Linked DNA regions of Homo sapiens: region 2 is linked to region 1. Evidence: chromatin contacts called from ENCODE Hi-C or POLR2A ChIA-PET data. All regions are on one chromosome and are shown on one strand. Each heading gives the region's core, a stretch centred on a gene start or an enhancer-like site at or near the end of the contact. The rest is flanking DNA. Distances are from core to core; before and after follow the strand shown. Region 1 holds the start of MIPOL1 (mirror-image polydactyly 1). Region 2 overlaps SLC25A21 (solute carrier family 25 member 21).

Region 1 (6,059 bases), core at 195-2,694:
ATGTTCATAAATATGATTCAAATCCTGACTGAAGTAAAGCAAAAAAGAAAAAAGCATTTCAAAGCTGAATCTGTAACAAACTTCTTGAGAACACTGTTCATTACAGCATACATAACGAAAATTTGGTGAATATTATAACCTCTGTTGTTCCAAGTTAATCTACGTCCAACTTTTCCATTTTGTTAGTTTTCACAGCGTCATGCTCTGTCCCCCAGGCTGGGGTGCAGTGGCGCCAGCCATCGTAGCTTATTTCAGTCTCCACCTCTGGGGCTCAAGCGATTCTCCCACCTCATCCTCCCTAGTAGCTGGGACTACGGGTATGCACCATCATGCCCAGCTAATTTTTTTGATTTTTAATAAAGTCAAGGTCTCGCCATGTTGTCCAGGCTGGTCTCGAACTCCTGGGCTCAAGCGATCCCACTGCCTCAGCCTTCCAAAGTGTTGGGACTACAGGCGTAAGCCACCGCGCCCGGCCTTTTTCAGTTTTTTAAACTCTCTTTTGTACACTTACTAAAGGATAAGTTCCTTTCATTAACTTTAACCACAAATTTAGGAACCCGTCAGCACCTCATATTATGCCTATTCTCTGGGGTGTATTAAAAAATATTATTGCTTATTACTCAGCACCCAGAAGAGTACCTGGCACATGGTATGTGGTCACTAAGTATTTGGTGTCTGAAGGAATCATGAGTAACAGGAGTTAAAGTGACATTTATAAAACCAATTCTGAACTATGGAACAAAAAACCCAAATTTAAATTACTAGCAGTTAATTATACCATTCTTAGTTCACGGAGGTAGGCCAATTGAAAACTTTGGACATTTTTAAATTCTGTAAGGTTTAACATTTTTTCTTAGAGGATTCACATATCGTAATCTCATCCAGCACTTCAGTCAAAAAAAAAAAAAAAAAAAAAAGTCACCAGCTCCAAGGTTTTAGTGTGAAACGTTCTTTGGCCAGGATCTAGATAGTACTTTTGCTCACTCAACCGGAGCCCGATCTGGTGCCATTTTCACTTGACCGCCGCTTCGAAACACGTCCCTCCCACCTCTCATCCCAAACCACACACAAAGAAGGAAAGCACAATTTCGACAGGTCTTGGGAAAACTCGACGAGGCCAAGTATGAGGCCACAAGACACCGTTTTTAGTTCCGCGTTCTCCCTCTTCTAATCCTATTAGGTTTTGTCCAGACAACGTTTTGCTCTTTCAGAAGAGAAAGAGCGTTCTGCGCTCGTCGTCTTGGATTCGACAACCATAAGCATCCCGTTAGGGCAACCACCGCAGCAGACTAAGTTCGACTACTTTCTCTCCAAACTCCTCCCGGGCCTTCTTCCCAAGCTCTCTCTTTCTCCTGGAGGCCCCGCCTCGCGGCCCGGCAGCGCGGCACGCGCATGCCCGGTGCTCGCCGCTTGCGCTCTCCCCTGCGGCGCGCCGCCGCCCCGTAGGCCCCACGCGCCGCCCCGCTCCTCCGCCGGATCGTCTGTGGGTGAGTCTCGAGCCAGGAGGCTCTGAGCCAGTGGCGATTGGCTGACGCGGTGGCTGCGCACTCGGCCTGAGAAACTCGGCAAGCGCGCAGTGTCGACTCCCCGGTCTATGCCAGGCGCATCTCAGGTAAACGGTTGGGCAGGGAGGTTTGGGCGACGGAGAATGATAGTGGTGGGCACAGATCAGCCCTGGAGTTTTCGGCCGCAGACTTTTCCTTGGAGAAGGAGAAGGGGCCCCGCGGAATCTGTACTTAGTGAATGCTGACCCCGCGTGGCCGGGAGTGATGGGGCTCTCTCGAAGGTCAGTGTCGTGGGGTCCTCAGGTGGCAGACAGCTCTTTCTGGGTATGGTTTTGGTATTGTCTCCAGTTTCCTAATACTGGACCTGAGCAGCTGAGCATTTATTCAAGGGTGTATTTTTTTTGTTTTTTTCCCCTTAAGTCGCGGTTAGTCAGAAGGTTCCAGTCCTCGCTCAACCTCTGATCGACTCTGTGCCCATGAGAGAGTCGTTTTATATTTCATTTCTCACACGTGGAAGTGTGGGCGAAGAATGAGGGGCTTCTTTAAGCGCGCTAAGCCATGCTGTAAAAAGATACTGTTAGAATTTTTTTTTTTCTTTTTTGATTCACAATGTCCCTGGACCTGGTGCAACGTTTGGGAAGCATTTTAAGCTCTATGGATGGAGGGAACAAGACAGCCGCATTATTAGACAAGGATGGTAGAAAGGAACAACTTTCCACAAACACACGCGTTTGGAAAAGCTCCTTTGAGCATTTTATGCAGGTTAAATCACAGTGGTAGTAGATAGAAATAAGCCAAAACAAAGGGCCAAACAAAACTACATTTCAAGGAGGTGTTCTTTTCTTCCCCAGATAACTTGAATATACTATCACAAATTATTGGCGTTTCAAAGTTTTTCCTTGTGATCTGGTATGGAGTTCATCTAAAATGACAATTACATAATCATTCTATGCAATCGTATGCCAATAAAATTAATTAAAACAGTTTAATTTTTAATGTGAGGAATAGGAATCAAGACATGTCATTGATGGGAGGTAATGATGGCAATCAGCAAAATGAATGGGAGATGTATACAATTTTCCTTCAAAGGAGTAGAGTTTATAGAGATATTTTTATTGCGTTAATATTTAAAGTATAAAGACATACAGAAAAGTGCATGAATCGTAAGTGTACAGCTCGGTGAATTTTCACAAAGTGTAAATACCCATGTATCCAGTATCTAGATCAGGAAAGAGCATTATTGCATCCCGGAAGCCCCACTTCATGGTTCCAAAGGTAATCATTATCTGGACTTCCAACATTATCAATGAATTTCACCTATTATTTACTTTATATAAATGGAGTAATATGGTATTTAGTCCTTAGTTTCTGATTTTTGCTCAATATTTTATTTGTGAGATTTATTCAAGTTATGTAGCAGTTTGTTATTCTCATGCTGTATGTATAGTATTTCTAGTTTTTGGCTATTACCAATAGGGCTGCTATAAAGATTTTTAGAAATATTTTGATGAAATTATGTATACTTTTTTTTTTCTTCTTTTTTTTGAGATGGAGTCTCGCTCTGCCGCCAAGGCTGGAGTGCAGTGGCGCGATCTCGGCTTACTGCAACCTCCGCCTCCCGGGATCAAGCAATTCTCCTGTCTCAGCCTCCCGAGTAGCTGGGACTACAGGTGCCTACCACCACGCCTGGCTAAGTTTTGTATTTTTAGTAAAGACGGGGTTTCACCTTGTTGGTCAGGCTGGTCTCAAACTCCTGACCTCAGCTGATCCACCTGCCTCAGCATCCCAGAGTGCTGGGATTACAGGTGTGAACCATCGCGCCTGGCCATATGTACATTTTTATTGCGTATATGCCTACTAGAAAATTACTGTGTTACAGGATAGGCAGATGTGTGTTTGTGGTATACACTACTGAAAAGTTTTTCATATTGTGTCAATTTATACTTCAGTGGCAGCTTGAGAATTCTGGTTCCTCCAAATGCTTGCAACATTTCACACTGTCTTTTTCATTTTAGCCATTCTAGTAGGAATATAGTGACATAACATTGGGGTTTTCCCATAATTTCCCTAATGACTGATGGTATTGAACACATATTCATGTGTTTACTGGCATTTGGATATCCTCTATTTCTGTAAGGGACCAGACAATAAGTGTAGGCAGCCCTCGCTTTGTAGAGTTTCAGCTAACCAAGTAATGTGTGAAGCTCGGACTACCTGTATTTTAGGTTGTACAGGCTGTACAGTCTCTGTTACACATTCTTTTCTGTTTTTTTCCTCTTTACTTTGTTCCCAACCCTTTAAATATGTAAAAACAATTCTTAGCTCATGGGTTATACAAAAACAGTTGTTAAAAGATAACTTTAGGCACATGGAAATTTTAGAGTTTATATGAGCATTCAGCAATTTCATAAATTGGGTATCACCAGACCACAAGTTATTCAAGACTCCACCAAGAGGGTGTGAGGGGAAAACTTTTATAAGGTGTTTATGGAAACAGAAAATATTTGATTGGTAACAGTGGAATGTCTCTAGTTAGAAGTTGTTTGGTGGTTTCTGATTGATTAAACTCAAGTTTAGTTTTACTGTTTACATTGAGTTGGGTTTTGGTTTGTTTACATAGGAACCCAAAGTGCTGGAGCTGTCTCAACCTAATGGTTTCCCAGTTAGTTTTTTTTTTTTTTTTTTTTTTTAACACAGTCCTCTGGCTGGATTTGAGTTGTGGGCCATAGCGTACTAACCCCTGCTCTATTGAAAAATGTTTGTTCAATTTTTTGCCAATTGGTTGGATGTGAAATCAGTAACTGAGATGGGCTATATTAGAGAAATATAGATCCATAATACTATATCTATCTATGTGTGTGTGTGTGTGTGTGTGTGTGTGTGTGTGTGTGTGTGTGTGTGTATTTTTTTTTTTTTTTTTTTTGAGACAAGGTGTACCTCTGTCACCCAGGCTGGAGTGCAGTGGGGTGATCTCGGTTCACTGCAGCCTCTGCCTCCTGGGCTGAAGTGATCCTCTCACCTCGGCTTCCCAAGTAGCTAGGGTTACAGGCACACACCAACATGCCCAGGCTAATTTTAATATTTTTTTGTGGAGATGGGGTTTTGCCATGTTGCCCAGGCTGGTTTTAAACTCCTGAGCTCAAGTGATCCTCCTTCCCCAGCCTCCCTAAATGCTGGGATTACAGGCACAAGCCACCACACCTGGCCAGTATTGTAAAGCAGCATGTGTTATAGTGTTTTGGTGTTGGATTTCAGATCTCTAAACATACTTTATTTGGTTTACCAGTTTTACCTTAAGACTAATTAGAGGCCAGTTTGATTCTTGTCTGAATTGTTTTTACTTCTCCCACTTTCTTCTCACCCTGTAAATCTGAAGAACAAAAGACAGGTAAGAAGTGAGAAAAGAAAGAAGAGACAGTCTTTCTTTGATATTATTTAAAAGGCTAGGAAAGAAAAGGATGAATGTCTAGACAGTTCTGGATATTTTGAGTAAAAATATGTAAAAATATATAATATAGTTATTGTAATATTTTAAGGTGCATTTTGTCCTTTGAGCTGTTCCATCTTGGGTTTTCTGACATTTTTATCTAGTGATTGAGTACACTCATGATATAGGACGTAATAGCCATTGACTTGGGCCGTGAAGCTCAACTGTGACACCTCTTCCCAGGATGGAGGCCCTTTCTTCCTTAAATGTCTCTTTGGGCTGCCCAGTTCATCTTTTACTCTTGGCCCCCTGCCTTTTGCTCAGTATTGCCCAAAATTTTACTTTAATACCATTCAGCCCACCATCCATGTTAACATTTTTAGCTAACACTTTCTAGGTATTTGTTGTTGTTCTTGTTGTTGCTTTTAGAAACAGGATCTTGCTCTGTCACTCAGGCTGGAGTACAGTGGTGCAATCATAGCTCACTGTAACCTTGACCTGGGGTCAAGCTGTCTTCCCTGCTGCAACCTCCCAAGTAGATAGGACTGCAGGTGCTCAACATCACACCTAGCTATTTTGTTTTCTGTTTTTGTTGAGACAGAGTCTACCTTTGTTGTCCGGTCTAGTATCCAACCCCTGGCCTCAGGTCCTCCTGCCTCGACCTCCCAAAGTGCCAGGATTACAGGCATTAGCCACTGCACCAGCCCATTTCTTGTTTTTAAGTAATTTATAGAAGTGAATTTAGTGCACATTTAGATATATGCTAATACTAATGAAGGGTGTGAGGGTAATTTCATCAGTGTGATCCTTCTTTGATATGTATAATTGTTTTTTTTAGTCTTACTTGATTGTTATGCAGATAGATTTAAGAGGGGCCTCACCTTCCACTATCAATTCATTGCAGTTAAGTAAGCTTTTCTCATATAGAAATTCTGGATCCAGTACATACTGCATTTCATTACACACACACACACACACACACAAACACACACACAATGACTAATGTAAATACCTTCCTGCTTTATAAGTCCCACACAAAGCAATTGTGTTCATATGCGTGTTTTTCATGGCACTCCTTGAATCAGCTTGGAGTCACTACAAATTATTATGGGTAATAAAGGGCATGT
Region 2 (5,602 bases), core at 1,487-3,986, 150 kb before region 1:
CCTATTAGTGAGGAATATGATGATCCTCATTTTACAAATAAGGCCACAAAATCACAAAGAAGTTGAGCAACTTGCCCAAAGTCACAAAGCTGGGCAGGGGAACAGCCAGAACTCCAAGGCAGGCAATCTGCCTCAAGGGTTCTTGCTCTTCACCATGCTGCAATGCTCCCTCTTTGCCGACGCTCTCAAGCTTTCCCAGATCTAGTGCTATGAGGGGAAGGAATGGGAAGGCTAGAGCATATATGATCTCTTAATTGCCTACCTAATCAGATTAAGTAGGTCTGCTCTCACACAATCATGGAGTATGACATATATTAGCCTTATATTTCCTCCATCCCCCAAAGAAGGCTGTGACTGCTTCATGTGAAGCAGGTAGCTGGGCAGGGAAAGGATTAAGTAGCTTCAAAACGGCATTTTTAACTGAATTGGCCTATCTCTCAATATATATGTATTTAGAATAAAAATTGATTTGATTTGGAAATTTTGTTAAATACCACTCCCTACGGTCATGTTGATAATACTGTTAAATCCTGAACTTTCTGTTACTGATACTTTGCAATTAATATCAAAGTGTCAACAAGATAACAGCTTGAAAAGTGAAACCTGTTGCAGACATTCTCTGATCAAGTTTCCATGAAGCAGATGTTGGATTGATTTCTTAAACCCTGTATACACATTCATGATTGTGCTCTGCCCTTTTTTATTTCCTCCACCAATTAGAAGTTCTATCACCAGATTGTGCAGGATAGGGGATTTTTAGGTCCCAGCAGAAACAAGAAAACAATTAAAAGTGTGGTGGGTTGTGGAAGACAGCTGCAAATGTTGAACTGTTTCTACCCCACATAACACCCCTGGTTCCTTCTCCCCAAAGATCCTCTGAGTCTGTCTTAAATACAAACCAAACAGGACAATGGCATCCGGAACATTTGTCCTTTTCATAGTTTGTTTTAGAACATCACAGTTCAAAAGCCTCTAAGCAACTACTTAGTTGCACTGATCACAAAGAAATCTCTCACACAGACAGAACTATGAAACAATTTAACCGGAGTCTTCCTTCTGAGACTCCTACAACTTTTGAAAGTCACAATGAGTAAAAGGGTTTGGAGAGACATGGGGCTAAGGAAACACACATTGGTGGGGTTGTATTGATTCAAAACCAATCTGGACAGCAATTCACGTGAAATTTAAAAGGGTATACTGCACGCTGAAGGGAACATGGACTGGGTGTCAAGTCCAGATCCTCGGAACATGCAAATAAAACACTGCCCAGCATGTCTAAGACATGTTTTGAAATGTACATTTTGTACACTAACACAGGATAACAGATATGAATCAACTGCTGTGAAACCAGACCAAAGTTGGAAGTATGAGAGCAATAAGAAAAACATGACCTAAAGGGGCAATGTAGCAAACAGCAGACCATGGTCCATTTCCGGAACTTTGCTAAGAGGCAAAAGCAGGAGGTTCTGCCCCTGCTCCCCAAACCCAGATGGTAATGCAAAAGTAATTAAGTAAATGCTGAGTAATTCTTTATCAAACAGCACGATCATTCCAGAAACACATAAAGTATGTAACATAACAAGAACTATTAAATCAGTCCCAGCAGAGTTTTGAAACGAATCAGTAAAGAAGTTCACATTGATTAAAAACCAAAATGAGTCTTGGTGCATTTGACTTGTTTTGTCCCTAGAAAACAAAAGTGTTTTATCTATACCCACATGTTGTGACAGAAAACAAAACCTTTCTTGAATTTCATGCAAGGTAGATGTGATTTCCAATGTATCACCCACTCCATGCCATCCTCCAAGTTATCTTTAACAGGCTTATCAGGGAAAACAACAAGAACATATTAACAGCACAGAACTGTAGGTGTTGGATTTTATACCACTCATAAAAGGAATCTATACATGTAAATGTTTTTATTATATTTTTAGGAAGAAAAGCAAATTTTAAAATTAATGCAGAACCCATCACAGCTATCCAAAGAATGAAGATTCTTTCATGTTTTAGACAGAAAAATATTGTTCAAACGCTCCTTTCCAGGTCCATTCATGAAGCTCTTCCATTGTTTACAATGTTTGTGTACCCATTTAGGCTCATTTGAAAAATGACCACTATGTCCATTCCTCCCTCAACATATCTGAAAGGAAGCCAAGAAAAACGTTGAGAAAAAATGCCGCCTCCTGAGAATTCAGGAGAACAGTAACACATTTAGATTCTGCAAGATTAAGACAGACCCTACAAATACATATTCCTCCTAGTGGCCATGTCATTTTTCATATGCAAGACCACCACTTTCTAATAACAGATAGGTAGGAAATTACTGTCATCATAAACCGGGTTATGTATCTCAATCAACTGTTTCCTAAGGAAAGCTATGAGACTGGTGGAGGGGAAGAGGCAGTACCAAATTACTACGTCTTCCTGGTTTTGCAGTTAAAAAAAAAAAAATGTACCTCTACATTTTAAGGAGAAAGTGGCACCACCTAAATTGACCTACATTATTCAACAGATTCAAAAATGTAACTTGCCTATAACCTTAGAGATGTCATAAGCCTATGACATCTGACAGCTGGGAGGAGCCTATATTATAAATCTTTGCATAAAGGTCCAAAACTTTACTCTGGTGTTAAAGAGAAAGTACATACCTAAACTCTCTGAGTCAGCTTCCTCACCTGTAAAACATGGGTGAGCAAGTCTGTCTGATTGTTCTTGAGAGAATCAAGGGAGCTAATGTATAGTGAGCACTGAACCTTTTGCAGACTTGAAATTCAAAGGGAGCCTTGGATTTAGCCACTGAGACCAATAACTAGAGCAGACTAGTTTTGCCAAAGACTTTTAGTTTTGCCAAAGCAGGCTTAACTTCAAATAATGTGTCATGTTCTAATCTCATAGACTAGTTATACTCAACTCTGACTCACCTGTGGGGGGTTTGCTTTTGTTTCTGTTTCTTAATACAATGCTGAACTACTTCTCCTGCTCCCACCCAAAACCTTGTGAATCAGAAGCTACAGGAGGTAAGGTAATCTTGATTTATTTGTTTTTAATCTTCACAGAAGATTATGAAGCAGCCAGAGTTAAGAACTACTCACATAGCCTTGAAATGTCCTTGAAATGTTCTTGAAATTCCAATATTTCTTGAAATTCCAATATTTCAATACATAGTAAATGAATGAATCACGTCAGTAAGTTTCACCAAAAACATAAAATAAAATGAACAAAAAAGACTGAGAGCCATCACAGATCAAGAATGACATACTGACTGGGCACGGTGGCTCACACAGCACTTTGGCAGGCCAAGGTGGGAGGATGGCTTGAGCCCAGAGGAGTTCAAGACCAGCCTGGGCAACATGGTGAGACCCCATCTCTACAAAAATTAAAAATTCGCTGGGCATGGTGGTGTGTGCCTACAGTCCTAGCAATTAGGGAGGCAGAAGTGGGAGGATTACTTGAGCCCAGGGGGTCGAGGCTGCAGTGAGCTGTGATCACACCACTGCACTCCAGCCTGGGCAACAGAGGAAGACCCTGTTTCAAAAAGGAAAGGAATAACATATCATAGAATTATGAAAATAATTATTAAAAGGTACACACTTCAGACTGATGTTGTACAATAGATATATAATGAGACCCACATATGTAAGTCCATATTTGTAATTCTGAATTTTCTAGTAGCCACACTAAAAAAAGAAATAGGTGAAATTAATTTTAAAAATATATTTTATTTAATGTAATGTATCCAAAATATTATCACTTCAACAACTATTAAAATTATTAGTGAGACATTTTACATTCTTGTTTTACACAAAGTATTCAAAATCTGGCATGTATTTACACTTAAAGCACAGCTCAATTTGGACAAGCAACAAGTCCAGTGGTCAATAGCCACATATAGCTAATGGCTACTATATTGGACAGTACAGCTATAGACTGTAATATATACATGTGTACCTGTGAATATAGTGCCGGATATTTTTATAACACCTGAAAAGACTACACTAATATAATTTTGCATACTTCTACAACAGCAACATGGACTGGCTGTCATATGAAGTAATAAAGGCAATCACTATTTCCAAAAGCTGCTACTGGGCAGGACTGCAGTACTTTGCCTTTAGTGTGAAGTGTGTTCAAAATTATTTATGAGTGCAAAAATGCTATACCTTAAGTGAAGTGTTTCAAAATTAATATCCATAAATAAGAACATTAAACACACACACATATTTGTGTTGTGTTTGTGTACTCCATACATGGCATTTTCTATCTAATACAGTAAGTAATAGTAAAATAAACATTGATTCTCATAGGAAATCGGGTATCTTTCATGTATACTCATGTATACAGTAAGTAACTCAACCTGATAAATAACATAATTATCTGGGGATGCAGCACACAGAGTTGAGCAGTTTTGCATGCACAAGAGGCTGAGTGGGGGCTGAAAGCCATTTCTCTCTCTGCTTACCAAGTGGGTGGGGTACCTTGGATTCTTCCAACTCATCAGCCTAGAGGGACACTTTTTTTCTAATAGAGCAAAACAGTACCACGTATTCTAGTGAATGTCATGAGCCTTGGAAGTGCAAGGAGTTTTATTAGAATGCGTTCATTTGAGTAAAAATAGATGACAGATCTGGCCCATTCTCCATATCTTCCAAGCCAAAGTCATCTCTTCCTTGCTAATACTCAACAATGCAAAACTTTGAAATAATAACCAAGTACTTCTCAGATCCAAGGTAGTTCTACAAAATTATTAACTTGAAGCCTCTACTAGTGAAAAGTTTGAATGGCCCACTCCCTGGGCATAAAGCGAATAATAATTTCAGTTTTCCTAACAACAACAAAAAAAAGCAGGTTTTCTACTTATGTGCCTGGTTTTCAAAGTACATTGATTTCATTTCAGACAATAGCACAGAATATTTACTTTTCAGGTTAATACATCTAAAATAACTACATCTTACACCACAGTTACTCTCAATCAATTTACCCTACTCTATCTTTTTCCATTGGCCTTAGTGCTATCTTAAATGACTTTGTTCATGTATTAGTTTACATCATTAATATCAAAGATCTCCAATTGTATATAAGCTCCATGAGGAAAGGACTTTGCCTATTGTTCACTGTTTTATTCTCACTCCATAAGTCTAAGCACCGCATAAATATTTTTAAAAGTAAGTTTCTGAAGAAGTATTCCAGAATTCTAAATCTCAAAATATCTATCATTAAAGAATACCTGAGGGAGAAGGGGCAGAAGGAATATTGTTTGTGACAGACTAGGGGCTTGGAACAGCATGACTGGTTCTGGAAACTACAAATGGGAAACGTGACTCATGAATGTACTGGCTTCAGTGCAAGGAGAGGGAAGAACTCATTTCACAGCTACAAGACAATACTAGAAATAGCCTATCATTTACAAAAAGTTTTTCATTTAAGGGTAGATTAATTCACCCAGACTGAACTCCTAGGCTATGGTGACCTATTCTTACCTATTCAATCAGAATATGTAAGAAACAGATGGCACAGGCAACTTGGGCAATTGGAAAAGAGTTTAACAAAGGGACTATTTACAAATATGGTGCAGGGTTGAAGGAAACCAACAGTGGCTACTTCA

The links. A loop is a pair of places that touch in the nucleus more often than their neighbours do. ChIA-PET counts read pairs that join two places held with the same protein, here RNA polymerase II (POLR2A). Pooled maps may share reads with other maps.
Region 2: a map of endothelial cell of umbilical vein shows a loop between it and region 1 (3-fold over the local background). The contact joins the enhancer-like site here to the promoter of MIPOL1 in region 1. A Hi-C loop is called at or near these places in 1 of 168 maps with a recorded cell type or tissue (endothelial cell of umbilical vein) and 1 of 50 pooled maps. POLR2A ChIA-PET finds 5 or more read pairs at or near these places in 1 of 52 experiments (activated T-cell).

Annotation. Positions count from the first base shown.
Region 1 is chr14:37,196,493-37,202,551 of GRCh38, forward strand. It overlaps MIPOL1 (mirror-image polydactyly 1), which reads left to right and starts at 1,445. Exons shown (of 13, transcript NM_001388067.1): 1 at 1,445-1,612.
Region 2 is chr14:37,046,040-37,051,641 of GRCh38, forward strand. The region is part of intron 1 of SLC25A21 (solute carrier family 25 member 21); the gene reads right to left. Among named protein-coding and RNA genes, the nearest start is that of MIR4503, 96 kb to the left of the region's middle. Within about 2 kb of position 2,737, at least 4 of the 41 ENCODE cell types and tissues checked have a DNase peak (open chromatin) inside an H3K27ac peak, as active enhancers do; they include endothelial cell of umbilical vein, where a contact is called at or near this core.